2 separate regions of the Homo sapiens genome follow, and region 2 is linked to region 1. The links are chromatin loops, found by intact Hi-C in ENCODE. Cell type or tissue: Caco-2. All regions are shown on one strand. Each heading gives the region's core, and the rest is flanking DNA. Links, peaks and the distances in the headings are about the cores only. Region 1 has its middle 610 kb from the start of PCDH15. Region 2 has its middle 190 kb from the start of PCDH15.

Region 1 (16,798 bases), core at 3,340-11,339:
AAATGGATACAGTCTAACTATGGAAAGTTAAAGTTGCTGGATGGTTGTGTCACACTGTAATCTGTGGATGCTAATAAAAAAGAGCAATTACTGAGATGTAAATATAGACAAAATATGTTTAAATGTATAGTTAGATTAATAAGAATACCCCCCACATTTTCCTCTTGGGATATTGGAATATCTAGGAAGAGCTATCCTAGTCCCAATTCTCTGGGAAGTGCAGAATCTAGACAAGAACATACCAGTAAGCCTATAGCAGACGCCAACATTATTAACCAAACCAGCATAGCAACCCATGATGGTAAAGAACAACGTTGCACACCAGCAAAGTGACCACAGATATTATGATTGATGAGACACAGATGCTCTGTTAATTCCATGATGGAAAACGCTATTATCCTGTGACAGCGCTTAGGATTTTGCAATGGCACTTTTTCTGAGCGTCACTAGCATAATTTTACTTATTATAATCTGATGAGTATAAGATATGTTATTACCAAACGTTCTTTTTTTCTTACAGTTTTATATATAAAATGCAGTGATCAGACTATAAGTGGGGAGTCATGGCTCTCATATAATATGAATATATGGGTTAGAACTCGAGCCCAAAAAGTATAATACACCTCAAAGAAGATAGCTGGGGATATTGTGTATATCCTATTTCTAATGGCAAATATCTGGCGAATGTCATAATTATGTCTTTAGTGGGAATGAGTAAAGGACTAATATGTTTAACATTTGAATGTATAAAAATATAGATGCTTAATTTGTGTATTTTAATACAAGAAGAATTTTATATAAATAATATCTATAATAAAAAATACTATCAGACATACCTAAACCTAAATAAAAGCCTAAAGAAGTCTACATATTTATATTTAATCAGCATGCTGATACAACTAGTTATCTAAGTGAACCAAATATCATCAAATATATCTGAAGTCATATGAGGTCATTTATGAACTACAAGTCTTCTTCCACCTAATTAGCTTACAGTTGACCTTTAGAAAGTGGTACTTAATTGAACAGAAATGTTCAGAAATATGTTCTGAACTTGAACTTAGCACACATGAATAAACAACCAATGAAAAAGATTATATTGCCACACTATTTTGGAATCAGGGCATAAAATATAAGTCATAAAGATAGAAAAATGATGTTTTGGAAGTACCTACCAAATATGTGGATGAATTATGTATTTTCTATAGAGCGATATATATCTCATTAATGAATATAAATATATCTATGCACACAATACCCACATGCCAATTTATGCATATGTGTATATGTAGTGTGAGGTAACAGATATATATATATATATATATACAATTTAATGTCATGTAATTAAAGATAATGTGTAGTATTCTGTCATAATATAAAGGAGTAATCTTTATCTATGAAAGACTTCTTTGGCTTTAAATACCTGTCTTTTAACATCACTCATATGTGTCATCTTTTCAGCCTTTGCCTTTTCTAACTTAAATCATTTATCTATTTACTTCAAATTTAAATGGAAGTTGCCTCTGTATAATTTTTTGTAGTGTTCTAAGCTCATTAACATATAGTGAGTATCTTTGGAATTAACATGCAACTAATTACAAAAGGTGTTTTAACATAATTTGTATTTCTATAATTAGAATGATATGCACTTCAAAGAAAAGATGTAACTTCAGAATTTATAAAGTATAACTAAATATATAAGAAACTTTATTTATATAACAGATATTTATTGTACATCTACCATAAAAGTATTTTCCACACTACTCGAAAACCTCTGCAGACAGAACATACTGAGAATTCCATGCCATTATGGAGCTCCTAATTCTAGTAGTGGTACACAGACAATACAAACAGACATAATAAGCAAGAAAGTTATTTTTAATGTTAGAAGCTTACAAATGTTATGCAAAAAAAAAAGGATCCAGGTAAGTTTAATAGGGTGTTCTAGTAGTAGAAGTGGAAATATTTGATTTTAAATCAAGTAATCAGAGTCAGTGTCGATGAGAAAATTGTATTTGAGCAAAGATTTGAAGGAAGTGATGATAGATTTTTAGTCATGTGGCTATCTAGTTGGCAGCATGTTCCCATCTAAAAAAAAAAAGGCATAAAGCAGCAGAGTACCCAAATATGTTCATGTAATGGAAAAGAGGCTAGAGTTCCTGCAGGAGAATAGCAGGGGATGAGGTCAGTAAAATAACAGGGGTAAAAAAGCATACGATCCTGTATGCATGAGAGGACTGTAGCTTTTACCAAGAGTGAAAAGGGGACAGATAACTTATTTTTGAAGAGACAACTAAAGTGAACACCCACTTGTATAAAAGGTTATTCTGCCTGGTGTGTTGAGTAGAGGAGAACCAGGGAAACCAATTAAAAACTCACTGAAATATTTCAAGTGACAAAGGAGCATCATTTGTACCTTACTGGCTTTGCAGTGAAAATGATAAATTTGGCCAGATTTTAAAAATATTTTGAGAGATTTCATAATGGGCTAGTTACATATGAGAGACAAAAAGAGGAGTTAAAGATGATGCCAGGGTACTGGGACTGAGCATGTAACAGCATGAAGTAGTCATCAGATGAGGTGGAGACAATAGCAGATGTACCAGCTTTGTTGGTATCACTGAGGGTGCTACCAGGGCAATGTTAAATTTGAGGCACTTTTTAGGTATCCACATAGAGATCAGGAGTAGGCAGCTGGATGTTCAAGTGTGGAGTTCAGGAGAGAGGTCTGAGCTGGACATAGGTATTTTGGAGTCACTGACCTATGAATGGTATTTAAAGCCTTGAAATGCATGAGACTGACAGGAGAGTGAGGTGTGTTCAATAACTGAGAAATACCTAGGACACGATCCTATGATACTTCAACATTAAAAAGTGGTATAAAACAAGAGACTCCAGTAAAACAGACAGAGTGACAAGTTAATTAGGATAAAAACATAATGCCAAGTAAAGAAAGTAATTCTTTTTTTAAAAAAGGAGATAGTGATACACGATGCCAAATGTTTATTATAGGTTAACAAGCTGAGAGCTTAAAATGACCATTGAATTTGTCAAAGTGCAGATCATCTATGGCCTTGACATGATGAACTTCAGTGAACTGGTAGCAATGAAAGCCTGATTGGAGACGTGTAGGAGAGAAAGAGTGTTGAGGAACTGAAGATACATGGATGGTTTTGTAGAAAATGTGAACAGAGATATGTGAAGGCAACCGACGTGCCAAGATTGGTCGAGGGAATACCTCCTTTTTTAACTTAGAAAAAATAACTGTATATTCGTACATCTTGGATGATCTCACATCAGAAAAATAATTGATGATGTACAAGAAAAAGAGTAGGGAATGTCTGGAGCAATGTCCTTTTGGTAGTGACAGGGATAAAAACTAGAGTTCAAATGGGTAAATACTGCCTGATGTCCTTTACATAGAGAGATGGAGAAGTATTATAGACTCTTCTCTTTTCCACATGAAAAACAGCCTTCACAAGATGAGAATTGCTTGAAAAACTATCGTCTAACTTCTTTCATCTATCAAGCTTCCTGTCTATCATTCTTAAACCTCTCTAAGTCTCTATCAACAAAGATTAATGTGAATCTTAGGGGAGATTTTCTCCAGCAGGGAAAAGATCTGATGCATCAAGCAGTTATGAGGATTTACAGGCAGACTTCTGGCCAGTGAGCCTCACTAGTCAACCTCCAAAGTGCATGCATATATGCACATGCACACAAACACATGCACAAACACACACAAGCATGTGTACTGATTACTTATAAGACGCATTTCTTAGAAAGGAGAAGGCAACAATTCCTAAATTTCTGGAAAAGTATAAAATCTGAAAATGGATGCATGAAGAAATAAAGAATCTGAATAGTCTCTTATCTTAAGCTAAGACTTCAACAAGGCCTTTTGACCAAAGGCTATCATCTCTAAGTCTCAAGGACAAGTAATTAGCAGCAATTCATACAGGATGTAGGTGGAGGAGAACATGTAAGCTGCAAAAAGGGATCAAAGGAGATCTCACAGAGGCACCAAAAATGTGCTCTCCAACACTAACCATAAAGATACCAAGATGGTAACCAATAACTTGCCATCACAGAACCCAATGATTTTACAGTTAAGTTCTACCAAATGTTCAACTTTTGCTGCAGAAAACAGAAAGAGATAGAAAACCACTAACTCATGTTATGACTAAAATAAAATAACCTTGATTCTTTTTTCTTTTTTTTTTTTTGAGATGGAATCTCACTTGTCACTGAGGCTGGAGTGCAGTGGTGCGATCTCGGCTCACTGCAACCTCTGTCTCCCGGGTTCAAGCGATTCTTCTGCCTCAGCTTGCCGAGTAGCTGAGACTACAGGCACCTGCCACCACGCCCTACTATTTTTTGTATTGTTAGTAGAGACGGGGATTCACCATATTGTCCAGGCTGGTCTTGAACTCCTGACCACGTGATCCTCCTGCCTTGGCATCCCAAAGTGTTGGAATTACAGGCATGAGGCACCTGGCCCTGTCATAACCTTGATTCTAAATTTGGTAAAGAACAATATGAGACAAAGGAAAACACAGGCTCAATTTGCTCAAGAACATAAATTTGAGAAGCCCAAATCAAATACTAACTATATTCAAAATCACATTAAAATATTGAAGTAAGATTTATGCCAGAAATTTAAAAATGGTATACAATATGTACATATGCTCTAAGAATGGACACATATGCTACTCTACCCCCAGCTATCACAAATGCAGAGTGATTAACATACTGGAAATCACCATTTTTAAGTAGTTTCGTCTAGTCTCATTCCCTCTTACAACTCTATGATCAGACTTCCTTGCTATCACTTCACTAAAGCTCATCTTATCTAAGTCATGGATGATCTGCACTATGACAAACCCGATGGACAATTTTAAGCTCTCTGCTTGTTAATCTATAAGAAATATTTGGCATGGTGTATCACCATCTCCTTTTAAAAGTTTTTTTTCTTTACTTGGCATTATGTTTTTATCCTAATTCACTTGACACTCTGTCTTTTTTACTGGAATCTCTTGATTTGTACCACTTGTTAATGTTGAAGTATCTCAGGATTCTGTCCTAGGTGCTTCTCAGTAATTGAACACATCTCACTGTAGGTGTGTTCAATAGATCAGTGACTCCAAAATGCCTAAGTTCAGCTAAGACCTCTCTCCTGAATTTCACACTTGAACATCAACTGCCCACTCACATCTCTATGTGTATACATAAAAAGTGCCTCAGATTTCACATTGCCCCGGTAGCACCCCTAGTGAACCCACCAAACCTGCTTCATCTGCTACTGTCTCCACCTCATCTGATGACTACTCCATTCTTTTACATGCTCAGCCCCAGCACCCTGGCATCATCTTTGACTCCTGTTTTTGTCTCTCATGTTACTGTCCAATCATGAAATCACTCAAAACATATGCAGAATCTGGCCTATTTTTATGATTTTCACTGAAAAGCCAGTAAGGTACAAATGATGTTTCTTTGTAACTTGAAATACTTCAGTGGGCTTTTTTGTTTGTTTGTTTCCCTGATTCTCCTCTATTCAACACGCCAGCCAAAATTACCTTTCATGCAAGTGGGTGCTCATATGGTAGATCACCATACCGTTCAGTGGTTAGAAACAACAAAATAGATATGCATTCAGCACCATAAGTAGATGGTTAAAATATAGTGCTGAAAAAATAGAAAAGAAAAATCTATAGCAAATAGCAGTTACAGAAAGTAAAAACATACACAGCTCTGTGTATTTAGCAAAGTTATGTAAATATGTGCACATCCAGGGACATATATTAAGACATTAAAGTACTAATTTGCCCTTGAGAAAGCAAAGAATGAACATGGGGACTGGAAAGGAGGAACATATTAAATACGCGTACCTAATAAAAAAGAGAAATTTGTGCTTACAGGCCAATCATGATAGGAACTAAGAACTGAAGGCTATAATTAACTCAACTCTCTGAATGTGGGTTTTAAACAAAAACTGAAATGATATTTCCTACCTCTTAGGGTTATTTGAAGATAATTTTAGAAAATGTGTTTAAAGGGCTTAGCACAGCTTGGTATATAGTGAGTATTAAATAAGGGATAACTATTATGCTTTTGTTATTATTATTGTTATTATTATAGCTGATTTTTTTAACTCTCCCTATTAGGTACTTACATAAATGTTTGTTTTGCTCCAAAAATTACATATCACATAAAGCCATTAATATAAGCTGTAACTCACTTTTAGAAATATAATGTGAATTTTCTTGATCATATTTGAACACTGTATTGGCTTTCCTAGGACTGAGAAGGAGGCCAGCTGGAATAGGTTCACTTTTAAGTGAAATAACATGAGTGAATCTTCATTAATTTTTTTTCCTAAGTCTTCAGACAGGTTTAGAAGCTGGAAGTTAAGAGATACCACATAATCTGATATCATACTGGATTTCACTCTGGAGTTCCTGAGACTGGGGAATGAGACGAAGAATAAATAGCTTTGTAAATTCTATCCGTAATCAAAGCTGATTTGCTGCAGGATAATTTTTAGAAAAGCAAAACCTGGAGTCTTACCCCCGTCAGTCAAAAATAATATGATAAAGCAATTCTCTCTGATGGGATCCATGCTGGAAGAAATCCCAGATAATACAATGAAACATTTCCCGGAGCAGAGAGCTTGGTTCATTGTGCCAAACAATGGCTGGATCAGTGGCTATTATTGGAAAGCAGGCCTGCCAGCTTTGCTTTCTGGAGGCTGTCTGCTGAGAAAACAACTGCTGCTCAGTAATTAACTCCTCCCAAATGTCAGACAAGGAAGCAGCAACAGTGACCTCTTGTGCCACTCCCAGTCCCATTTCCCCATGTTCAAGCCGGTGTTTGCGTTTTCTAGGGCTATTACTAGACATGTACGCATTATTGCTGCTGGTCTCACAGGCCCTTCAAGTAGGCACCCTCCCAGTGTTCAGTTATTACTTTGAATGTGCCTTTACTGAAAAAAAATCCAAGCACTGAATAGAGTGAATACTTACTATTTTATAAGCAATTTTAATAAAATTGGGAGTAATGAAGGTGGAATTGAAGAAAGGAAGAAAATAAGATTAAAGAAATGATGAAGAAAAACAGGATTTCATGTCCTTAGTGTAGCAATTTTAGGTGGTTAATCATACCGGATTTGAATTTAGAAACACTAGTGGAATCTTTCCTTTCCTCCTTCCTTGTATAATTAAGTTAAAGTCTCTACATCTTAGTTTATTCAGCTGTAAAACTGTGCCCAGTGCTGCTAGAATAATTAAATCAAAGAAAATGACATTATCTTTTTAGACTGATTATCATAATACCCAGCACAAAACAGATTCAATAAATAATTTATATTTACTATAATTGTGAACTAAAATTAACAAATATTATTACCAATTATATGTAATATACCATGTTTCTTTTAGTAATAAATAGCAAAACAACAAGAAAAATTATTCCTACTATTACTACTACTTGGGTAATAATTAGGGTATACTCTCTCCAAGGCATAGTTAACACTTCTGCCCCTAAACTACTATTTGCCTTATCAAGTATTTTTTTCCCAGTGGCTATGAAAATGCATTAAGATGTCATTCATATAGTATTTTCTTTAAATTCTGCAACCTAATTTTTGGTCAGTTTACACTAGTTTTCAATATATTCTACTACATCCTTAGAGGTAAATTGACTACGAAACAGATTTTCTTCAATTATCCACTGTGTAAGTCAGATGTAACTGATGGCTTAGTCAAAGAGAAAGCAGTAAATTGTCATTGATTAATTCTGTAAATAAGTGATGAATCTATTATGTCTTAGGCATAATTTGTGTCTCCTTCACAGATAATCCTGCAGTTAGGTAAACTATAGAGGCTGCAAAATTAATAATTACAGAAAAACAAGATAAATTAAGATAGACATATAAATGATAGATAGATGCAAGGATATTATATATAGATAGGTAGATAAACTGTGAAATCCCAGTGGGAATGATTGGCTATTTAGAAATATAGAAAACATTTTACAATCTGCGATGTTTGAGACTGGAGGGGCTGGAAATGTTTACAAAGAAGAAGAAAGAGAATGATGATCAGAGGGGCAAATGTGAAAACATCAGAGCAGCATAAAAGAATCAAACGGATGAGGGCTTTATGAAATTCTTGGACTGAGCTTCTTAGTTTGCAAGTTCCATCACACATCAAGTAACTATTAAGCTGTATCTGGGTCTCTCACTGAATGGAGGGGATTTGAGATGCAGTTGACTAGTTGGCATACAATTAATAATTTTTTAGAAATTTAGATAAATGTTGACTTTGATTTTTCCTTTTTAAAAAAACCTCTGTGGCCAATATTCTCTTGACATCTCCCATGTTTTTGTAGGTCTAGGTAAGTTAACAGGCCTTAGAAACTGTACCTAGAATGCTTGATAGACAAAAGCATGCCTGCATATGTGCAATAGAGTAGAGTGGGGAGTGTGGCTAGGTAGTGAACATAAAAGAAGTACCCTGAGAGAAATCTTAAAAGGAAGACTGGTTTCAAATTATGAATGGCACAATAAAGTATTTTTTAAAAGAAAAGCAAAGTATTAGGGAGATCAAATTATATAAAGAATGGCTAAAGTATAAGGTAGAGGGATTAATAAAATGGAAAAAACATTGGAATACAAAAGAACACTTGAGAGGTTAACACAAAACTCTAAAAATATTTTATGATTTTTGCACTATTTCAATAGCTATGAAGACAAAAATATTAGAGAACCAGAATAATACGAGATGTTCCTGAAATTTTCAGTATTGTTTGAGAAAATTTCAGCCATATTTACTTTGGGAGTACACGTTGCTGCATACATCTCTCTAAGTTTCATTCCTGACAAAAGATTAATTCAACAATAATCACACACACACACACACACACACACACACACACACACACACGGCAAATTGAACTGCAACTGTGTCTGTATAATTGAAAGAATAAACAAAACCACTAGTTACCCTGAAGCTGCAGGAGATTCATACATTATTATAAATGATGACCGTCATCTAACATATGCATCATTAATGAATAAACTAAATCTTATGAAAAACTAGTTTAGTTTGTAAAACACATATAGGGTATATGTTAATACCACTATTTATATAATTCTTACCCAGCAGAAGATTAAAAATATTTATTAAGAATATAAATGCCTTCTACCAATTATTATAAATCTGATAGGAATTAAAATTAATTTACATTTATTCATTTATTCACATATTTGTTGAGCACTTATTGTTTGTTCCACATTTTCAAATCCTGGCAATAAAAAAAAAGGGATAAAGATTCCTCTTTTCATGGACTTTATGCTGTAGAAATAAAATATTTAGCATATTTTAAATATTTTAAATAAAATGTTTAGCATATTTTAAAGGACTATATAAGTGAATTTTATTAGGATGCTTCTATGTTCCAAGTGTAGACTTTTCTAAAAGGTCTATGATAGACAACTTTTACATTTAAAGGGAATAGACGAAGTCTGCTCTAAAATAGAAGGGGACTTATACTAGTAAAAATTCTATATATTTGGATTTATATATCTATCTATGTATTTTTTTCAACTTTAAACAAAAGAGACTCAGTTATTCAAATAAACGATACATTTTACAGTATTTCCTTTTGTTTCTCACAAAAATGCTATAGTAAATTTTGGATATTAAATGATATACAAAGCATTTTTCAGGTTAAAATGTGTCTTTATAAGCAAGTGTTGGATTGCATCTTAACACACTTTTTAATCTCAGAAATCTCTTCAATTTCTGAATACAAGTTAGCTCGGAAATATTTTTTTTAGGTTAGAGAAAACTGAATAAAATAAAAATCACATATTGAATGAAGAGTGGTCAAGTTTCTATCCCACTTTGAAGTTAGCTCATTAGCTCATATATATATGCAGTCAAAAATAACCATGTCTTTGTGTGTGCATTTGTTCAAGACATGTAATAGGAAATATTGCACAGATATAAGAGTAAGATAATATTATAACAGTTTATTAGAAAAAATGTATTTCAGCATATTTTTATCCCTAATAATATATTTTAAAATAGGAAAAAGTTTTTTAAAATCCTAAATAATGAACAATGGCTTCACAGTATTTAATTTTAAAATCATAAAATTTTTTTCTTAACAATGTTATCTTGCCTCATTAAAAGTGTGCCTTTGTATTTAAGTATGCTTTGTCATTAAGAGGATAGAAAATAGGTTAAATTTAAAAAGCCAACTCAGAATGACGAAGAACCAAATACCACTATAGTATTAGGTGTGTAGGTTGGTATACTCATACATTACTGCTAAGTAGTAGTAGTACAACCCGATGAAGAGTAGTTCTTAATGTTCAAAATAAAAAATCCACGATTCATTTCACCCATCAGTTCTATTTCTAGTGCCACTGAAATTTTGAAAGGAATTGCATTAAATTTGAATATTATTTTGAATTTGGATATCACATTGGGTAAGCATAGACATTATAGTAGTATTAATTCTTCCATGAACACAGAATACGTTTTTACTTATTTATGTATTCTTCAATTTAATTCTCAATGCTTTACAGTTTTCAGTGTACAAATGTTTCATTCCCTTTGTTAAATGTATTAATAAATATTTTATTCTTTTTGATGCTATTATGAGATTGTTTTACTGATTTCATTTTAGATAGATAATTATTGGTGTAAAGAAATGCACCTGATTTTTATATGTTAATTTTGTGTCCTGTAACTTTACTGAATTCATATATTATTTCTAACAAGGGGTGTGTGTGTGTGTGTGTGTGTGTGTGTGTGTGTCTGTGTGTGTGTGTTGTGTATAGAGTCTTTAGGGTTTTCTACATATAAGATTATGTTATCTGCAAATAAGGATAGTTTTACTTCTTCCTTTCTGATTTAGTTGCCTTCTATTTATTTTTATTGTCTAATTGTTCTTGCTAGTATCTAGCACTATGTTCAGTAGAAGTGACAAAAATGGGCATGCTTGTTTTTTGTTTTGGATCTTAGAGGAAATGCTTTCCCATTGATTATGTTAGTTGTAAGATGTTTATAAATGGCCTTTATTAAGGTGAGGGAGTTTCCTTTTGTGCCTAATTTAACAAGAGACTTTATTATGAAATGATGTGAAACTTTATCAAATGCTCTTTGGCCCTTATTGAAATGATTATGTAGTTTTTTCATTCTGTTAATGTGGTGTATTACATTAATTTATTTGTGTATGTTACATAAACCTTGTATTCCAGAGATGAATCTCTTCTTGTTGCAATATGTTCTTTATATTTCAGAGTAGAAATCCTACAGACTGTCTACTGCCTTATAAACTATCAGAGCACTGCTAAAATAATCCTTTTTAATTTTTTCCTTGGTCATATAATAAACAGAAAATTGCCCAATATAGTCTATTTTAGGATCCATTGGAAAAAGTATTTGACATTCCAAATACTGAGATTTAAAACTAGAGGAGATAAAAGGACGTTTTACAATTGGACACCTTTCTCCATTTCTGATTATGATAATCTCATTTCTCAAATTTCCACTTTTCTAAGTATGCTAAACAAGGGTCACCAATTGTATCTATTAACTAGCTATAGTAAATCACTAATTTTCAAGTTAGATCATATTAAGGGTTTGGATACCAGGATGAAATAAAATCAATGTCCTCATGAAGCATAATGTTGGAGCTGGAAGTTGGCCATGATTATCTTGTTTTCATATGTACTCTCAAAAGTACATATTTACCTTGACTAAAGGAAATAGAAATGACTTGTGTTTGGGATTTTGGCTTAACATCTCAATGGGAAGACTGAGGTACCCATTCATAAATAATCTGCTAATTTAATGAGTTGACTGAAAAATGTTATTAGGACATTTTGAGGTTGTTCCATGAAAAGTTTGTCTTAGCAATATCTATAAAGAGCCATATTTTTTTTTCTCAAATTTGCTTTTGTCGATAGCAAATTTCAAGTTTCAAAAACAGGCTCAACATTTCACAGTTGGGAAAACCCACACTGTTAAAAGCTTTTAAGGCAAAAAAACAAACAAACAAGCAAACAAACAAACAAACAAACAAACAAAAAACTTGACATCTTGACTCCCAAAGAAAGACATATATAATATACAAAAAAGTAACACTAAAAAAGTAATTTCACTAGTTTTTCATTATAAATACTAAAATTAATAGGTTTTATGCAATATTTTCTATCCTTGTTCTTTCCCTTAGTAACATCCTCCACAACCCCAACAAAACAGAACAACAAGAAAATACCTACATTCTCCTGGTTATCGGAACTTAAGCTATTATAGTTAGCCTCAATTCAGATGAATAAGCAATGATAACCATTGTAAGTAAGCCTTGCTATCCATCATATTCTCATGGAAGAGAATCTAATGTAAATGAAAGTGTTTTCATTTTTATTCAGGATGACTATGTAATTACATATGTCATCTATCACTTCTAGGATCCTCCTAAAATAAAATTATGATAGCACAAAAATGAATAAATTGACAACAGTGAAGAGAAGAAAATGGGGTTCAGGGCTAAGGGGTGGGTATCAGGGGAATCATCAAACTTGAGGAAAAAGAAAAGCATATGGAGCAATTTGAAGGATAAAGTTGGCAGGAAAAGCTAAATTCAGAGTTTAACAGGAGGGCCTCGTAGAGGTGGGACTCAAGATCTTTTCTGAGGGCTTTGCTGCTGGGTTAAAGTTAACCCTGGCCACAGAGAATTAAAGGGACAGGTGAGGCTGAAAGCAATCAAAAGTTTACTTGAGTTTCTGATATACAATTTCATATATAGACATCTAAGCTAGTGTCTGTCACGTGATGTCACTACAGAACAAACAAAATTCCTATATTTTCTGAGATCTTAATTTGTGAGTTTAATAATGCCCTCTTGGATAAATAAAAAGAGGCTCAGTGGAGAAACATGTTGACACAGCATTGTGAAATTTTCTAACAGGGACTATAAAGACATATGAAAAGCAAAAGGGTGTCAGTAAAAGACTTTGTATGTGTCAAGCCTAGCACTCATGCTGAGCTTTTGTATGGCCAATGAGCTAGGAATATTTTTTAATTGTTTAAAAAAATTTAAAAAACTGTATTTGTGACATTTGGAAATTGTATCATATTCAAATTCATTCTCCATAAATAGCTTTATTGGCACATAGCCACTCTTTAATTTTCACATATTATCCATCGCTGTGTTAGCACTGAAACTACAGCAGCAGAGATTGAGATCTTGTGGCCCCCAAAATAAAAATTCACCAAATCATAGTGCAGCTATAAATAAAACTAAAATGAGAAAGACATTATAAGCAAAGAATAACCAAAAGGAAGAAAGAATTCTTTGGGACTGAAGGTAGGAAAATTTTACCTTTGAAGTGCTTAGGACTCAAAAGCATCTAAATTATAAAAAAGGAAAAGTAATATGTAAAATATAAAGCACAAATAATTGCTATCTCCCCTTTTACAGAGGTATTTGCTCATGTGTATTCTATAATACAAAATGGCAAAACAAAATAATGCATAATAAAAGAAAAAATCTTTTATTTTAGCAGCCATAGTAGGGGATAGAAGACGAAATGCTCTTAAAGTTTTTAGGAATAAAAATTATTCATAAAGCTAGGATTCTTTAGCCAGAGAAATATCAAAATATAGGGTAGAATAAATACATTTTCAAACAGACAAGGACTCAGAAAATTTATTTGCTGGGATCCATTTTTAAAGTCTTACTTGAGGATATATTCCAGCAAAATGAAGGGAAAAAAAAAACAAGTGAGATTGGATTTTGGAAACAGAACCCACCCAGAACACAACAAGAAGAGAAGATTTAGGATTAGAGTTGTACTTCATGTTTAAATGCATCTTATTGTTTTTAACAAGAAATAATTTTATGCTTAACCAGAAAAAAATGCAATTAGTATCTCAAGAAAAAAAATAAAAATTCACCTAATCATTGTGCATATATAAAGAAAACTAAAATGAGAAACAACTTTTAAGCAAAAAATGTCCAGTAGGAAAAGATAATTCTTTGGGATTGAAGGTAGGAAAATTCTACCTTTGAAGTGCTTTGGACTCAAAGCATCTAAATCATAACAAAAGGAAATGTAATCATAGAACAGTACATGGTCAAGAAATAAATAAAGGGTATAACATCATAATAATAGTCATAATAATGAAAGTGACTTTTTTACTACTCTTCAACATTTATAGCCAACCTATGAACAAAGAATGTCTTGTTTTTATTTTTAGTGCAGAATGTAACTGTTAACAACATTAGAAATATGAAGCTTTTCTGAAAATAAAAGTGCTGCTGATTGTGGGAAATTGGAGTTGGAGAGGAAAGTCAGGGCACTGATACTCTCATTCTCTATGGCATATAATTGGAATACTGCCTTATGTGCGTAGTGGGATCAAAATAATGTCTAAAACGTGGAAAATAGGGACAAAATTATACTCTAAAATAGGAACTGCAAACACCAGTGCCTAAGGCATATCAGTTAGTAAAAGAAAACAGCGAGTGTAAGAAAATGTATGCTGGACTGGTGCTATTGCAAGCAGCCGCCCACCAGATATTTAACTGTTTTTTAGCACATGATGGAGACCACACAGAACTCACAGGCAAGATGGGCCTCTAACTCTGGATGACATTTTGTAACTTCATATTTAAGGTTATGAAATAATCAAAAGAAGAGGTAAATATGACAATATAAGAATTTAATATTAGAAGAAAAAAGAAATGAAAGTCATAATAAAATCAGACTTTTATCTTTCATGGGAGAGATTTGACAAGTTCTCTTATTGTTGATAAATTAAATAAGTATTTTTGAAATGTTGGAGGCAAACCTTAAAATAATTAAAGCAGAAGTTATTATAAAGTTTAGCCCTGTAGATGAGGAAGAGTTGGAGAATGCTGTTTTCCTCATGAATTCTTTTTATATATTCCTACTTTTGAAAACATTATAATATCTACGTATTATATTTGTTTTATAAGGTTGAATTAAAAGTGTGACAAAATAGCAATTTTTTAAACACAGAAAAGTTTATGCAGAAACCTCATATATCTCTAAGTGGGTTTGTAAATTGAAGCCCAGCATAATAAACTTCCTATGATAATGAGATGGCAGACAATACAGCTGTAAGGCATGTGAACAAATGTGAGATGGCTAAGGTAGAAAGCGAAATGGGGAGGGAGGCCAGTTTGACGGAGCTGAAGTAGAAACTGTTGAAGGACCAATAATGAAATTTGCTCCTAGGACAACAAATAAATTTTCTATGTGGGATAATACCATGCTTAGTTGTAGATTGCACGGATTTTGATGACAGTAAGTAAGCAGGTGTCCATAGATCTTCCAGCATTACAAAACTCCACACAATAAGGTATCCCATGAAACCATCTATTAAACAGCAATACTAGGTGATGTGAACTGTAACAGCAGTGAAAGAGAAACATCTGAGGAGAGATTGTTTGTATTTCTTTCCACAAGTCAATGTTAATAGTTACTGACTCAATGGAGAAAGAATTGCACTAATCAGATAGTAGCAGTTATCCATGGCTGTAAGACAGGAAAAAGGAGTGAAGATATTCTCACAATAGTGGTTTAAAGACCCAAAGTCACGTTCATTTAAAATGAGACTTTTGAAACTCTGGTGCCAACAGAAATGATTTTTTCTTTAGATTTTTTTCTAGAACTATCTGTACACACTACTATAGCACATACCCATTTCTTTCATATTATCTATAGTTGCTTTAGGGCTACAAGTGTTGGAGTTGACTACTTGGCAACATGATCACATTGGTCTGCAAAGATTAAAATGTATACTATAGTGCATTTTATTGGGGGAAAAGTGCAAAAAAATATGAACAGATAGTAAAAGACAAATTAGGAGATGAAACATGCTTCAATCTTAAAACGGAGGTCAAAACAAATCTGGCCCCCTCCAGTTTTTGCATGGCTCATTAGCGAAAATTAATTTGCATTTAATAAGTTCAGCAAACATTTAGTAATATTGTTAAACATTTATTTAACTCGAAAATCCGCTGGGTAGATGAGGGTTGACTGATCTAAACTGGGCTTGCATCCATCCCACATATTGCTTATACTCCTCATAAGACAAAAACGTTAGCGTATGCATTTTCATTTCCTTCAAAAGAATATTTAATTACATGTGACAATTAAATGAAATTAAAATTTGTGTGTCAATAAAGTTTTACTGGAGAGCAGACATTTCCATTTGTTACATATTATCTATAGTTGCTTCGATACTATAAGCGTTGGAATTGAGTAGCTGGTAAAGCTCATATGGTAAAGCTCATATGGCCTGCAAAGCTTAATGTACTTACTCTCTGACATTTTACAGAAGAGTTTGCAGACCCCTTCCCTAGGAGGTTGGCAAGAATGAGAACTCTCAGTAAGCTGAATTTAGGGTTATGTTGACAGGATCAGTAGGTATTGCATTTTTTTTCCCTTCATCTTCAGAGTAGTACCTGACATATAGTTGCCTTGTCTGCATTTAGGAGGGGGATGACACGCAGAGAAATCCCAAGGAATCACTTTGCTATTTTGCTTTGTCTTATTTTGTTTTTAGCTGTCTTAGACTGGAGCATGGGGAACAGGAAATATAACCCAAAGGTCCACCGATTAACATAAAAATTAATTATATTTTACCTATATTTTACATGTTATCTTTTGTCTTAACTTTTATTCAATAAAATGTATCAAATGTAACAATGGCTTAAGAGAAGAGGCCCATGTGAAAAATATTACACCAAA
Region 2 (16,798 bases), core at 3,180-11,179, 420 kb before region 1:
AATCACCTGACGTCAGGAGTTCAAGACCAGCCTGGCCAACACAGCAAAGCCCCATCTCTTCTAAATATACAAAAATTAGCCAGACGTGGTGATACGTGCCTGTAGTCCCAACTACTAGGGAGACTGAGGCAGGAGAATCGTTTGAACCCAAGAGGCAGAGGTTGCAGTGAGCTAAGATTGTGCCACTGTACTCCAGCCTGGGTGACAGAGTGAGACTGTGTCTCAAAAAAAAAAAAAAAAAACCAGAATTTTATTTTTATCAACAGAAAAATGGATAAAGAAAATGTGATACATATATACAATGAAATATTATTTAGCCATAAAAAAGAACAAAATCTTTTATGGCTAAATATTATTTGGCCATATTCTACGTGTAACATACAATATGTGTAACATATTGTAACATAAAAAGATTTTAAATACTTTTTAATGCAATACTTGTCTAAGATAAATTTTGGTTAATGATATATAAAATTGTAGAATTGCAGAGTTCCAGGAATGAAATGTAGATAAATGTGTCTTCAATAATAGTGACAATATTTTGTAGTATATTTAACATTTGTGAACATCTGCAATTGCTCTCCTTAACCAGTAAATGGGCAATGATTGGTGGCCATCCATTACAGATTTAAAACCTTAACCCATTTATGCCTGAGGTTGCAATTTTTTGAAATTTTGCCATCAAACCTTGGAGATGACCTTGAGCAGTAGGATATAAATAACTTTCACATGCTTGGCATTCCAATAATGGAATACTAGGCATAATTAATACCAGCAAACAATCCATTTCAAAAGAAAGATTAATGTGCTCACAAAGCCAATTAGCGTGCTCTAAGTATAACATTTACACATATCTATATTTAATTTTCCTTGATGTATCTTCAATTCATCTAATGAAAAGAGAGTAAATACTCTTTTTTTAATTAAAAAATATCACCAGGCAAAACATTTCTTATTTTATTATATTTCTTATTTTATTGAATTACCATTAAGTCATTACCCCTAAACAGAAAATTATTTTCTGTTTTCTACATTTTCCTCTCTTTTTCAAGTATTCTGCATTTAGTAACATATTTAGGCTGCACATTTTTCTCAACCTATCTGGATAATTAACTATACACCCTAGATTTTTAACTCTCATTTTGACCTACTATATGTGGTAGTATATTGATACACTATAAACATTATCAAATTCACAAATTAGTCTCATTATGTCTTTTACTTTCTGAGTATTTTCTTTTGTTTGATTCTCTACTTTTCTTTATGTTACACTTTTCAATCAAATTCATTCATAATTTAAATTGATTTTTTTCAAATTTAGGTGTATTTTTCTATTAGGTAATTTAATAGACGATTTATTGATATTAAAATTGTACCGTGGCATACCATAAGGCTCTTGAGTTCATTTTTTCAGAGTAGAGAAATTGAATATAGAAATGAGTGAAAAAATCTACCTGATTTTCATAGAAAATTGCTCACAGAAAGAAAGTGAACTTTCTTTAAAACATGTATAAAATGAAACGTACATCTTATGTTGTAACCCAAGTTCATTTGGGCCACTTTGAAATGTGTTTCCATCCATCAAAGTTAAAAAAAAATGGGCAAAAAGCATTTAATACTTTCAAATTGTATCCAAAATCCATGAAGAAAAATATATCTACATTTTGATTCTCCTCAATGGGGAACACAAAGGAATGCTGCAACAAACAAAAACTCAAAACGAATCTTCTTTAGATACATTTCACCATCCCAATACATTTCATAGCAGTAGGTGAAATCTCCAGCTTCCTCCCCTTCTCTCGTCAATGTAAACCCCATGGATGTGTTGTTCACCAATTAAAATCCTTTTGTCCTTGCCATACCAAATTCCATCACTATCATGAGTCTAAATCCCTACCTTCACATATCTTGCTCACTACCCTACTCCCTGGAAAATTCTGATGAATACAATTTTTTATCTTGTATACTTCTATAAGGAGGTATTATTGGCTATTTTTGTATCCTGAAATCAACTATGATATAACTACTGGTTAGTTAACACAGAAGTCAGCACCTGCCAAAACACGACTGATGAAAATTTCTAAATGGTAGGGCTTACTCCATATCAAACCAGATTGCCAAGAGATAATAACGAAGAGATTTAAAATTAAACTAAACAAAAGGGTTTTTTTCTTTGAAAACTTGGCCTAATCGTAAGGAATATTTCTTGTGTCAATATATTCTCCATTCTTTCTGCAGAATCACAATAAGTAATATTGATGAAATTTGCTGCCAAGCTTCAGAGTTTGTTTGTTTACATGTTTACTTATTTTTCCTGGAACCCCCCACCTCCTTTAATTAATTAATTTTGAGACAAGGTCTCATTCTGCTGCCCAGGTTGCAGTGCAGTGGCCCAATCATAGCTCACTGCAACCTTGAACTCCCAGGCTCAAGCAATCCTCCCACCACAGCCTCCTGAGTAGCTAGAACTCTTGGTGCACATTTTGTTTTCCTTTTTTTTTTTTCTTTATAGAAGAGACTTCACTTTGTTGATTAGGCTCTTCTCAAACTTCTAGGCTCAAGTAATCCTCATGTCTTAGCCTCCCAAACTGCTAGGATTACAGGAGTGAGCCACTGCACCTGGCCTGCCTAGAACGTTGGATTTACAGATGATCTTATCCTTACTTCAGAGCCGTTCAAAAAACAAAGCTGTTATAAATAAACAGCAATTATGCATAGGGTATCTTTCAATAAAGAGACGTAAAGTGATGATAATAATCTTGAACATTATTGAACTCCTCTTGTCTTCAATATTATATTTCAAATGCTAGAGGCAATATAGACACAATCCTATGGTTAGGGTACTTGAAAAACAGTGAAGATAAACTAAACAGTATGTAGAAAATTATAATTAAACCTAACATATGAGTAGCCTAGACCCAAAACTATATAGCTTCAAAAAGAGTCAAAGTTTATCTATATCAAGTTTGTAAATCAAGCAAGCATCAGAACATTATTCACTTGAGATAAAACTTGAAGAAGAAATATTATTTGCATAGGTAGGAATTATAGGAAATATATTTTAGAAGAGAGAAACACAATTTACTACTCATAATCTGATGATGATTAAAATTCAGGTTCACCTCTTGCAAATATGTATGAACTATCCTAGGGCTTTGATGAGATGCTAAAGGATAATGATAAATACATTACACAAAAAGAGTCCAACAATATGGTTGTTACAGTGAAGATTTTGGGCATTAGTAAAATCTTATAAAATCTACTTTCTAAAAATTTTTCAGCAACAACCTAGTATTAACTGCATAAGTTTTGCATTGCTTCTTTGTTAACCTAGCAATTTTACTGCTGATTTTTACCCTCAAAATGTAAGCATTATATTGATAATATCTAGCAAATATTAATAATTATGTACTACACATTGGCATTTATTATCAAACCCAATCTTCACAAAACCCCTGGAGCTAGATTCTATCCCTGTGTTACAGGCATATAAACAGAGACTCCAACAGCTTGAGTAATTTGACCCCCCAAAATAGAGCTAACATAATGTAGAGCCTACTTACAACATTCAGTCTGATTTTACAAGTTATGTTCTGAACAATCAAGGAATGATTTAAGCTTCTCTGAGTAGGCATATATCAAGTTTATTAGGAAACACAAACACTACCAATGAAAAGCCTATTCAAATACATGTTAAAACTAATTTAAATATTATAAATATTAATACTTGATTTATCCATCAAATCCTTTGGAAATTATAAGCTAATTTTATCTCAACTGTTACTTTAGGTACTTGTCACCTTAGCATAATCAAATAAGACTAAGAGAACAATCAGGTAGTTCTTAGGCTGATCTTGTTATTTCTGAACAATATGATGGTTCAGTTCTATGTGAAGGTCAAAATAATATAAAAATTGACCAATAGTGTGTAAACCTTGTCATGAAAAAAAATTTTAAATGTATGCTGACAGTAAATGTATGCTGACATCATGCATGGTGAGTGACTCACAATTTTGTACTACATAAGACCAGAGGAAATAGAGCTTAGCAAGTTATTTGTCCTGGAGACAACTAAGTGTTCTTGGAATAACCAGGCCTGAGAAGAAATAGTAACCCAGGGTCACTATTGATTAATTTAATTTCTATCCCAAAGTTTCTCAGTAAGAGTCTGAACCTATTGTTCATCTCACTAAATGTTATTATAACCTTAGCAGTTCATGTTAGTATGATTCTTAATCCTAAAGTAATTGGGAAAAGTACTATTAATGATGGCTGGTGTTGATCATCTGAGCTGATCCCAGATAGAAAGAAGCTATTTCTTTTGGTGGGATCAAATTCCTTGGGGCTCTGTTTGGCTACAAATGATTAAAAAGTGAGTTTATTCCCTGTCTCCCAAAATGTCTCTTCCACTCTGTACCTCCTCCCCATTCCCTGTAAAAACAGAGATAACACAATTGATAGAAAGTGATTCAAGTACTCCACATTAGAAAGTTAGAAAGTAGCATAAACGCTATATATATGGATTTCTGGAATTCCAAGGATTGAGGAAATGAGGAGGAGGCACCTAGAAAGTGTAAGTAGAGAATTATAAGAAGGGAATTAAAAGTAAAGGCTTTAGATCATGACTAGAGGTCAATTCCTATGAAGGGACTGTCAGGGCTCAGAAGCTGACACCCCAAAGTATGGTGGCTTGGCATGCTGAATACTTTAACCTGAAGATTTGAAAGGCCTGAGAAACAAGGTCCCTCTGATCTTCTCCTGCCCTCTTGTCTCTACCCCTGTTTTCCTCTTCTCCCCACAAGTGAGGGAAACCAAAATTTACCTTCCCCAAGGAAGGTTGAAGCTAGAGCTCCTCTCCCCACGCAAGTCATAACGGTAACTTACAGTAGTCACTCTCTCCCTTCTCCTTTTTCCCTTGGAGACTCTCATTACAGAGAGATCCTGCCCCATGCCTGTGAGGAAGAAATGCAACACAGAGAAGCCAAGAATCTGAACAGACAGGCCTTGCTGTGTTTCTCAGTCTGTTACCATCAGCATATCCTTAGTCCAATCACATTTTCTACATGGCTGTCCATTCTTAATTGAACTTAAGCATAAAAGTAGACAGCTTTTGGCTGGGCACAGTGGCGCATGCCTGTAATCCCAGCACTTTCAGAGTCTGAGGTGTGAGGATTGCTTGAGTCTAGGAGTTTGAGACCAGCCTGGGCAACATCGTAAGACACTGTCTCTACAAAAAAAATTTAAAAATTAGCTGGGCATGGTACATGCCTGTAGTCCCAACTACTCAAGAGGCCGAGGCAGAAGGATCCCTTGAACCAAGGAAGCAAGGCTGCAGTGACCCACATTCATATCACTGCAGTCCAGCCTGGGCCACAGAGTGAGATCTTGTCTCCAAAAAAATTTTTTTAAAGACAGTTTTCCCTGAGTCCTTTGGTCTCCCAGTCCTTCAGTCTCTTCTGAAGTCTTCTCTGTCACATGAAACTTTGATTAAGTAATTTTGTAAGAGTTTTTTCTTGTTATCCTGACTTTTGTTATAGGAGTATTAGCCATGACCCTTATGATGGGTAAGTAAAAGTATCACACCCTTTCCACCCTCCCAGGGCTTTGACCAACATTATATGACCTATATGTTAGGCTAAACCACGTGTAAAAATGAAGATATTAGAGTATTTTTTGACCTACAAAATGGGCAATTTTATATTCTTCACTCTAATAAATTAATGTTTAACATTAGATTTGCAATAACTAATTTCATGCCTTAGGTATATTATGGTATCTATATACAATTTGTGAATCTTAGTAAACTTTTAAGAAATTGAAAAGAGATATGGACTCTCAATAAAAAGGGATAGAAGTTTGATATACACATATATTCACATACAAATATTTGTGTTTATACTCAGATGTATGCATATATACATATGCATAAGTATTTAATATGTAGTATAGATGCTCCTTGACTTACAATGAGGTTAGAGCCTTGATAAATCCACTGTAAATTGAAAATACCACAAGTTGAAAATTTATTTATTACACCTAAGAGAATGAACATCATAACTTAGCCTAGCCTTGTTATATGTGCTCAAAATACTTACATTAGCCTACAGTTGGGCAAAATCATCTGGCAACACGTTACACCATAGAGTACTGATTATTTACCCTGATGATCAGGTGACTGACTAGAAGCTGTGGCTAACTACTACTACCTAGCATCAAAAGTGACTATTGCACAGCATATTGCTAGCCTGGGAATAGAGAAAATTCAAAATTCAAAGTAAAGTCTTTACTGAATGTATATCATTTCACACCATCATCAAATTGGAAAATTGTTAAGTTGAAGCATTGTAAGTCAGGGATCATACCTATGTCTCACATATAAATAGGATATTTATGGTTTAAAAATAATAATAAAGTGAACACACTTTTACCATCTCACAACAAACAGGACATGCCTTATTTGAATAGAATTAAAAGTTGACACTAGGTGGCGTTAGGCCTTAGAGTCATGTGATTTAAAATAACATAAGGCAAAATTCAACCTGGGGTTTGAAGTAGAGGCCTATTTTTAAAATCCTCTGTGGAATTTCTTTCTCTTGTCATTTTTGACAAGTAGGAAGAAGAAATTTGGGAGAATATCTTGTTGTCTTATGCTCAAATGCAATGCCCTGTATTTTTTTTTTAAATGAAGTGCAATCTTGGAAATGTGCTTTAGTCTTGCCCTAGCTAAAGAAGGGCATCAAGGGAAGTGTTAAGGGAGAGGCTGCACCCACGGGTACTATGCAGGGGATACACTGTAGCTTTCTGTCAAGTCAAATAAGTAAGGAGACAAAAACTTGAAACATGTAGGTACCAAGCAAGAGCAAAATACAGCCAGAAATTCATTAGGCACACAGGATTGAGAAAAAAAAAATATGACATATATCTGGAAAAGTACAACTCCAGAGGGAAAATATGTGAGTTAATATTTTATTTATATCTGATTTTGTACTTTTCTCTACTGAATTTTCCCACTAGACATAACTCTGAAAATTCAAAATAAATCTGTATTTGAATTATTTAGCAGGAGTGAGAGAGTCAGTTTCAATATCATTTTCAAGATGCTAAGTTAGTAATTATATTAATAGATAATGAATCAGTGCTATGATTATCTCCATTATAAAGGTAGGAAAACTGAAGCTCAGAAAACTTTCAACAAAGCCACATGGATAAAATGTGGTGAAGCTGAATTTTTAAGCCAAGCTATTAAACTTCCGTGTTGTGTTCATAATCACTGTTTTATAACACATTATTGTAACTACCGCTTTGATGTGCCTGTGTAATGCATCATATTTTTCTCATATGCATATCATATATATTTATCATGAAATTTTATCAGGAAATTTACATAGTAAAACTTGCCATCCCTAGAGTTATCAAGCAATAATCTATAATTTCCTGAAAAACTTTTTATTTTTCATTTTACTTTAAGTTTCAGGATACATGTGCAGAATATGCAGGTTTACTACATAGATATACGTGTGCTATGGTGGTTTGCTGCACCTATTAATCAGTCATCTAAGTTCCCTGCACTCGCCCCCCAGCCCCCAACAGGCCCCAATGTGTGATGTTCCCCTCCCTGTGTCCATGTGTTCTCATTGTTCAACTCCTACTTATGAGTGAGAACATGTGGTGTTCGGTTTTCTGTCCCTGTGTTAGTTTGCTGAGAATTATGGTTTCCAGCTTCATCCGTGTCCCTGCAGAGGACATGAACTCATCCTTTTTTAAGGCTGCATAGTATTCCATGGGGTGTATGTGCCATATTTGCTTTATCCAGTCTATCATTGATGGGCATTTGGGTTCATTCCAAGTCTTTGCTATTGTGAAGAGTGCTGCAATAAACATATGTGTCCATGTATCTTTATGGTAGAATGATTCATAATTCTTTGGGTATATAGCCAGTAACAGGATTGCTGGGTCAAATGGTACTTCTGGTTCTAGATCCTTGAGGAATCACCACACTGCCTTCCAAATGTTTGAACTAATTTATACTCCCACCAACAGTGTAAAAGCATTCCTATTTCTCCACAGCCTCACCAGCATCTATATTTTTCTGGCCTTTTTAGTGATTGCTATTCTGACTGGAGTGTGATGGTATCTCATTGTGGTTTTATTTCCATTTCTCTAATGATCAGTGATGTTGAGCTTTTTTTCATATGTTTTTTGGCCGCATAAATGTCTTCTTTTGAGAAGTGTCTGTTTATATCCTTTGCCCACTTTTTGATGTTTTTTTTTTTTCTTGTACATTTTTTTAAGTTCCTTATAGATTCTGGATATAAGAACTTTTTCACCTGGGTAGATTGCAAAATTTTTTTTCCCCACGCTGTAGGTTGCCTGTTCACTCTAACTATAGATTCTTTTGCTGTGCAGAAGCTCTTTAGTTTAATTAGATCTCATTTGTCAATTTTGCCTTTTGTTGCAATTGCTTTTGGCATTTTTGTCATAAAGTCTTTGCCCGTGCCTGTGTGCTAAATGGTATTGCCTAGGTTTTCTTCTAGGATTTTTATGGTTTGGGGTTTTACATTACAATTTTTAATTCATCTCGAGTTAATTTTTGTATAAGGTATAAGGAAGGGGTCCAGTTTCAGTTTTCTGCATATGACTAGCCAGTTTTCCCAGCACCATTTACTGAATAGGAAATCCTTTCACCATTGCTTGCTTTTGTCAGGTTTGTCGAAGATCAGATGGTTGCAAATGTATGATGTTATTTCTGAGGTCTCTTTTCTGTTCCCTTGGTCTATATGTCTGTTTTGGTACTAGTACCACACTGTTTTGGTTTGTTTTGGTTATTATAGCCTTGTAGTATAGTTTGAAGTCAGGTAGCATGATGCCTCCAGTAGAGTGGGCTGCTGCTATAGATACCCCAAAATATGGAAGTGACTTTGGAACTGGGTAACAAGCAGGGATTGGAACAGTTCGGAGGGCTCAGAAGAAGACAAGACGTGGGAAAGTTTGGAACTTCCTAGAGACTCATTAAATGGCTTTGGCCAAAAGGTTGATAGTGATATGGACAATAAAGCCCAGGCTGAGGTGGTCTCAGATGAAAATGAGGAAATTTCTGGGAACTGGAGCAAAGGTGACTCTTGTTATGTTTTAGCAAAGAGACTGGCAGCATTTTGCCCCTGCCCTAGAGATTTGTGGAATTTTGAACTTCAGAGAGATGATTTAGGGCATCTGGCAGAAGAAATTTCTAAGCAGCAAAGCATTCAAGATGTGACTTGGGTGCTGTTAAAGGTATTCAGTTTTATAAGGGAAGCAGAGCATTAAGTTCAGAAAATTTGCAGCCTGACAATGTGATAGGACAGAAAATCCCATTTTCTAAGGAGAAATTCAAGCCAGCCACGGAAATTTGCGTAAGTAACAAGGAGCCCAAATGTTTATCCCCAGGATCATGGGGAAAATGTTTCCAGGGCATGTCAGAAATCTTCACAGCAGCCCTCCCAACACACACCTGAGACCTAGGCAGAAAAAGTGGTTTCTTGGGCCGGGACCAGGATCCCCATGCTGTGTGCAGCCTAGGGACTTGGTGCCCTGCAACCCAGCCACTCTGGCCATGGCTGAAAGTGGCCAACATAGAGCTTGGGCTGTGCCTTCAGAGGGTGCAAGCCCCAAGCATTGTCAGCTTCCCTGTGGTGTTGTGCCTTCAAGTGCGTAGAATTGGGATTTGGGAACCTCTGCCGAGATTTCAGAAGATGTATGGAAACACCTGGATGCCCAGGCAGAAGTTTGCTGCAGGGGTGGGGCCTTCATGAAGAACCTCTGTTAGAGCAGTGTAGAAGGGATATGTGGGGTCAGAGCCCCCACACAGAGTCCCTACTCGGCACCACCTTATGGAGCTGTGAGAAGAGGGCCACTCTCCTCCAGACCCCAGAATGGTAAATACACTGACAGCTTGCACTGTGTGCCTGGAAAAACCACACACACTAAATGCCAGGACATGAAAGCAGCCAGAAGGCAGGAGGCTACATCCTGCAAAGCCACAGGGGCAGAGCTGCCCAAGTCCATGGGAACCTACCTCTTGTATCAGCATGACCTGGATGTGAGACATGGAGTCAAAGGAGGTCATTTTTGAGCTTTAAGATTTGACTCCCCTGCTGGATTTTGGACTTGCATGGGGCCTGTAGCCCCTTTGTTTTGGCCAACTTCTCCCATTTGAAATGGCTGTATTTACCCATTGAAATGGGTAATTTATTTACTCAGATGAAACAATGGACTATGGACTTTTGAGCTAATGCTGAAATGAGTTATAACTTTGGGGGAATGTTGGGAAAGCATGATTGGTTTTGAAATGTGAGGAAATGCCATTTGGGAGGGGCCAGGGGAGGAATGATATGGTTTGGCTGTTTCCCCACACAAATCTCATCTTGCATTCTCACATCTTGTGGGAGGGACCCAGTAGTAGGAGGTGGTTGAATCATAGGGGCAGGTCTTTCCCATGCTGTTCTCATGATGGAGGATAAGTCTCACAGGATCTGATGGTTTTAAAAAGGGGAGTTCCCCTGCACAAGCTCTCTTTGCCTGCTGCCCTCCATGTAAGATGTGACTTGCTCCTCCTTGTCTTCTGCCATGATTGTGAGGCCTCCTCTGCCACATGGAACTGTGGGTTCTCCATTAAACCTCGTTCCTTTGTAAATTGCCCAGTCTCTGGTATGCCTTTATCAGCAGCATGAAAGCAGACTAATACACAAAGCATAGCATTTCTTGGAGATCTGTTATGAAAATTGGCTTACTGAAGGCCTTAATAAACTCTGCAGTAAATATATCTGTGTAACTTTTTTTGTATCAGCATTTCCCATGATTACTTCAGTAGAAAATACCATTTTTTTTAAATGACACATCACATTTCAAAAAATAGTGCTTTAAAGGTATTAAATAGATTACTGGATTTAGAAAATGTCCCCTAAGCATTTTACAGTTCAGGGAATGTCTGGTAAGATTGCTTGACATATGGAATACTAAGTAGGAGTTATTAGACTCATCTATCTAGTTATAAATTTAGCTTCTAGCTATTTTTCTCTATTTTGAAAATCATGAATTAAAAATAAATAAATTTCATTGAAATTGGTTACCACTTTTTCAAACTCTTTTTCAATTTCTACCCAGTGTTGTTTGTGCAGAGATATTTTTAAAATTAGGTAATACATACAGTACATGTTTATATAAACCATCATTGCAAATTAGAAATTCTGAGATGACCAACAAGATGTTTATGTTCATATCTGTTGCCATTTTAGTCAGTTTTTCAAGGATCCTGGCAATATTCAAATCTCTCTTTATCCTTTCAGTTTTAAACTGGATTGGTCTCTGGTCAGGTGAATGACAAATGAATATATTTGAATGTTAAATAGAAAGGAAAGGAAATCCCCTCAGGATAATAATACTGTTTTAGTTTTCTCATAGTAATTTACAAAAGAACATTAACTAGTTCCAGTTGCCTGCTCCAAACTATTATGGCAATTCAAATCTTCCCCAATAAAATTTTAAAAGAAAAAAAAAACAATTCTAATTCCTAGTAATAATCATTTGTAAAATAATAAAGCTCCACAATATTTTTGTAAGTTTCTATTTCTTGCTTTGAAGTCCCAATTTACTTTCATTTCGTTTGCATTTTACATTCTATTGGACATGATTTTGAAAGATACTTTGTAGTGAATGCATGCTCAGCATGGATACTTATTTGTGAATATGTTGTTTAATCAATAGTATTGACCACTGTCTTTTTAAGAATGCTAGTTTCTTGCATAAAAAGCATTATTACCAACCAATGGGCATAATTTGTCTTCAACAACATTAATGTAATGTAACAATGATAACTGAATTCATATAAATATATTGTTCCACTTACTGAGTAGATGGATGTAATTATCTGAGGAAAAGTTCTTTTCTCAACCTTAGAAATAGAGGTAATTGAAAAAAGAGAAAAGCTGGGCATGTATACTGTATATAACCAAACATTTTACTTTAATGGGTCAATAAAAAGTAAATAGACATAAACTTGAAACTGAAAACCATCTTGGCCTTTCAAATAATTACTAATTTTATACACACAGGGTCACAGACATAATTAAAACATGGTTGATCAGAAGATGAGATTTCTGGTTTTTATCCCATGATTTTTCATTAAAATATTAGTAATGTCTTACATACCTCAGGCACTTTTCATTTAAAAGACAGCGGCTATGATAAAAATTTTGACCTTCTCAACATGTCTCTTAGGGATAAATGGCAAAAGTTAGATCAGCTAGGTGAGGAGATATTTAAAATCACTCGACTTATTTATCAGTGGAGCTGAAAATAAAACTGATGTCTTTTTACAAACTTGCTTTATAATATTATGCCTTATTGAAATATATTCTAGCTGAAAAGCAACTAAGTAGGGCATACTGTTTCCAAAGGTGCTTTTAGTATATATTTAAAATATTAAATAATTGATACATTAGAAACTCAAAACTATTATTTGAGTTTACAAATAAGACAACGGCTAACATATTTTATATAATATCTTTCAGTTTGTAACATGCTTTCTCATATTATTTCCCCAAAATTAAAATGCCTACTTGATTGATGCAAATGTTTCTATGATGATAATATTTAACTATATTTAAAAGAAAAAATAAAGAATTTTTTAAAAATCACTCTATAATATAAACCTCTTGAAGGAAAATGTATTATTAAATATTTTACCAACCCTGTACTACTTATTTCTGAGAAATCCATCTTCACTTCTATGGAAAATATGTTTCTCCACCACACTGCCATTTGATCAATGTGTAAACAGCAATTGTCTTAAGTGAAAATGTCCTCTTGATCATAACTACTGGTCAAAACATGAACACTTGATCCAAGCTGAGGCAATAACTTCGTAACGAAGGATACGAGGATGAGCATGCAGCTCAAGTCAGTTGACCTAAAGTTTTCAGGACAGAAAACCAGACCCGCCCTCAGCAACATCCTCTTATACCTGAGAATCCAGTGAAAAAGGGTGAAGTTGATCGGGCGCAGCGGCTGACGTCTGTAATCCCAGCACTTTGGGAGGCCGAGGCGGGCAGATCACAAGGTCAGGAGATTGAGACCAGCCTGGCTAACACAGTGAAACCCTGTCTCTACTAAAAATACAAAAAAAAATTAGCCGGGCGTGGTGGCAGGCGCTTGTAGTCCCAGCTACTCGGGAGGCTGAGGCAGGAGAATGGCATGAACCTGGAAGGTGGAGCTTGCAGTGAGCAGAGATCAGGCCACTGCACTCCAGCCTGGGCGACAGAGTGATCCTCCATCTCAAGAAAAAAAAAAAAAAAGTGAAGTCAACATGAAGATAAGCAAAAATAATAGATGGAGAGATTTCCTTGCTAGCTTTTGGGTCTCTGGTTTGCTTTACTATTTAATTTATTTATATTTTAGAGATAAGGGTCTCACAGACTTATCACACGACCTTATTTTCAATACTAAAAGATAATGTTTGCTGCTCTTTATAGAATTGGTTGAAAATAGTCCAAGTAAGTCAGGGAAGTTGGAATAGCAGAAACTCCACCAAGATGGTGATCTTGGTGTAGTATTGATAGATCTTGACTGTAGTATTGTAAAGGAAGAATTATGGTGGCTTAGCATGGTGTACAGACACTGAATATAAAGAAAACCAGATGCATATGAGATTGGTTTGAGATACGACTGAAAGGACTTGGGGACAGATTGAATATGGGGGTCGATGAGGGAAATAGAAGAATTCAAAGAAATTTTCAGGCTAAACAAACAATTAAAGACCTCAAAGTCAGAAGAATAAATAAAGATCTGAAGCTGAGTTGCTTATAGCCAAATTTGATTAGCCATAGAACTGAAAGCTTCTGAGGTTGGGTGTGAGAGTACAGGTAGGTCATCTGCTATATGCAATATGAGAAATGCAACTGCAATATCTACATTAAGCCACAAATCATGAATACCTGCTTGACTATGTCCTCTGTAATGGAATTATGAAACATTCTGTCGACTCTCTTAAGAAAACATCAGGAAATCTTGTAGAAATAGAGGGATCCCTTTTGTTTGGATGACTTAGACTTTATTTCCAGAGGTATCTTGTATTTAACAAAATGGATATTGGACAGCTACTCAAATTCACACTGAATTTGAGTAGCTGATGAATGAACTAGAGGTAAAAAAGTAGTAATACGCAACACACAACACATTTCATGAGTTTTGCTGTGAAAAAACACAAGTGAGGTAGAGCCTCTTAAGACACCAGATAACAAGAACATGCTGAGATATCTCTGGAAATGGTGCTAAAAAGAGAGGAATTAGTAATACAGAAATGAGAAAATCTACAGTGAAAATATATTTATTTTTTGTTACTGAATAAAATAAATTTTACTTTAATGACACGAAAAGATCAACCATCCCTCATCCAACAAATTAAAAAGTCAGAAATTATCATTTACAGCAATGACAAAAAGTGTTTCTGATTTATAGTTATTCTGAAAATAACATTTTTTCAAACACTTTTCACCTGAAATCTAACCAGACTCCTGTACATAATTTTGATGTTATTAAAATTTACATTCACTTGAAAGAAGCAAAGTTTTAAACCCAGATGTCAAAAACATGACACCAAATCCCACAGAGAATCCATGGATGTTGAGTCTCTTCAAAATTTAAAATTATGTAGCTTTTTAAAAAATGATGTTTTCCCTTTACTCATAAGAATATTTTATTACCGCAACCTGGCTTCACCTTAATCTTTGTCATTCCTAATTAATGTCCTAATTAATGACTCTCTGTCATTTCTAATCAATGTAGAATGTGTACAACAAATTTCAGTTTCACAAAGACAAATCCATAAAAGCAAGTGCAGGTGTTTAAACCATGAATTTGGGGCAGTTACTTTCAGATGTCAAAAATAGCAGCCTAGTATCTGCAAAGCAGTTGCCTGATATAAAGAATTCTTAAGAAGATGCAGTTTTATAACAGTAATGAAAAAAATACTATATCTAGAAAATATAAAGTATATATTTCTAGGTATAGTCTATAAATACAGTAAACTTTTGTGATCTCCGTGAGTTCTGAGAAACTTGTTGATAGTTTTATTTTCAGATTATAGAAGTTTACATTATAAAATTTATTATAAATTTTGGTTATAACTATTATTATAACTAGCATAAAAGATTAGTATCTTTGTCAGACAATGTTATTATAAACCAAGTGTATTTATAAAACATATGTGTATATATGTATATGTGTGTGTATAAAATACCTATAACTTCATATACAATAGCCATTTACTTGGGATGCATTAATATTTTGTTAGAAGAAACACAACCTAATCTACAACCATTACATAGGTTTTTGCTATTTGCGCTTCTTCTACTGCCTTTCTAGATCTTTACTTTGATTACATTTCTACAGATTATATGTGATAAATTATCAGTGTTCCAACATAAATTAATCATTTAGAAACAAAATAGTAATATCATAATTACATTAAAGTTTATATCTTCTTTCAGAGATCTAAGAAAACCTAAGGTTTGGTGTTTCTTTAATGACTAAACATCTAAAGATATAAGAATGTAGGTAGTTATCGTAGGTTTTATGATTATTGTATATTCTGGGGAAGAGGTTTAGAAATTAGTTTAGGCCGGGCACGGTGGCTCACGTTTGTAATCCCAGCACTTTGGGAGGCCGAGGCGGGCGGATCACGAAGTCAGGAGATAGAGACCATCCTGGCTAACACGGTGAAACCCTGTCTCTACTAAAAATACCAAAAATTAGCCAAGTGTGGTCATGGGCGCCTGTAGTCCCAACTACTCGGGAGGCTGAGGCAGGAGAATGGCGTGAACCCGGGAGTCGGAGTTTGCAGTGAGTAGAGATCGCATCACTGCACTCCAGCCTGGACGACAGAGCGAGACTACGACAGAGCGAGACTCCGTCTCAAAAAAAAAAAAAAAGAAGGAAAAAAATTATCTTACTTTAGAATATCATAAAATCATCATGAAGATTTTAAAAATTTTGGTCTGGTATATTGTATGAATCCCAGGGATTAAGAGAGGCAATTTTGCCCATAACAACTTCTAATATTCTCGGTGCTAAATGGTGTCAGTGAAACTGGTCCAACTGTCCCGTAGAACTGATGTTTATAGTTTCTTCCGAATAAACATATAAATTAACCCTCCCCCCCACGCCCCAAACACACACACACACTCTAGTCTCAAACTTAAGAAAGTTACGTTTGTCTTATTGAGTTCCTTTCTCAGGAAACCACCAATGGGGGGCTTCACAGAGACTACCAAAGAACTGAAACTTAACAGGTTACTGCATCTGGACGATGAGATACTAGATTCCCCACCCATCATGACTGTCTTACCTACCACCTGTTGTCTGTTGACAAACTCCTCTTCCTTACATCTCCCTAATTCCTATTTTCTCACACATGGTTACATTTCTTTCCTGTTATATAAATCCCTAATTTCAGTTGGTTGAAGAGATGGATTTGAGACTCATCTCTCACCTCCTTAGCTGCAATACCTCATTAAATTCTTCTTCCCTAGAAATATTCATTGTCTCAATGATTGGCTTTCTGTGCAGTGGGGAGCAGGACCTATACTGAACCCCTAGCATTTCAGTAACAGATTTTGGTTTCCTGGCCAGGAACACATTGCTCATGGCTCAGACTGCAGTGGGCCAGGAGTTTCAGAAACCCTCCTAAACAGTGGCTTCACCATTTTTTCGCCAGAGCTTGGTCTCATTCTCTCTTCGGCCCTGCCACTTCTGGCCCCAACCACAC

Evidence for each region. Peaks named below come from ENCODE experiments on the same cell type or tissue, not always from the same donor. Only the 100,000 strongest peaks of a DNase experiment are listed, where the experiment ranks them.
Region 2: it touches region 1 in a loop (3-fold over the local background); 2 of 110 quality-filtered maps call a loop at or near these places.

The regions. Positions count from the first base shown.
Region 1 is chr10:55,403,979-55,420,776 of GRCh38, forward strand. It overlaps a transcript of PCDH15 not described here. Among named protein-coding and RNA genes, the nearest start is that of PCDH15, 610 kb to the left of the region's middle. In Caco-2, for the core only: no CTCF peak of the experiment used is centred there; a DNase peak (open chromatin) is centred at 6,823.
Region 2 is chr10:54,979,445-54,996,242 of GRCh38, forward strand. It overlaps a transcript of PCDH15 not described here. Among named protein-coding and RNA genes, the nearest start is that of PCDH15, 190 kb to the left of the region's middle. In Caco-2, for the core only: a CTCF peak has its summit at 6,529 (motif pointing right); no DNase peak of the experiment used is centred there.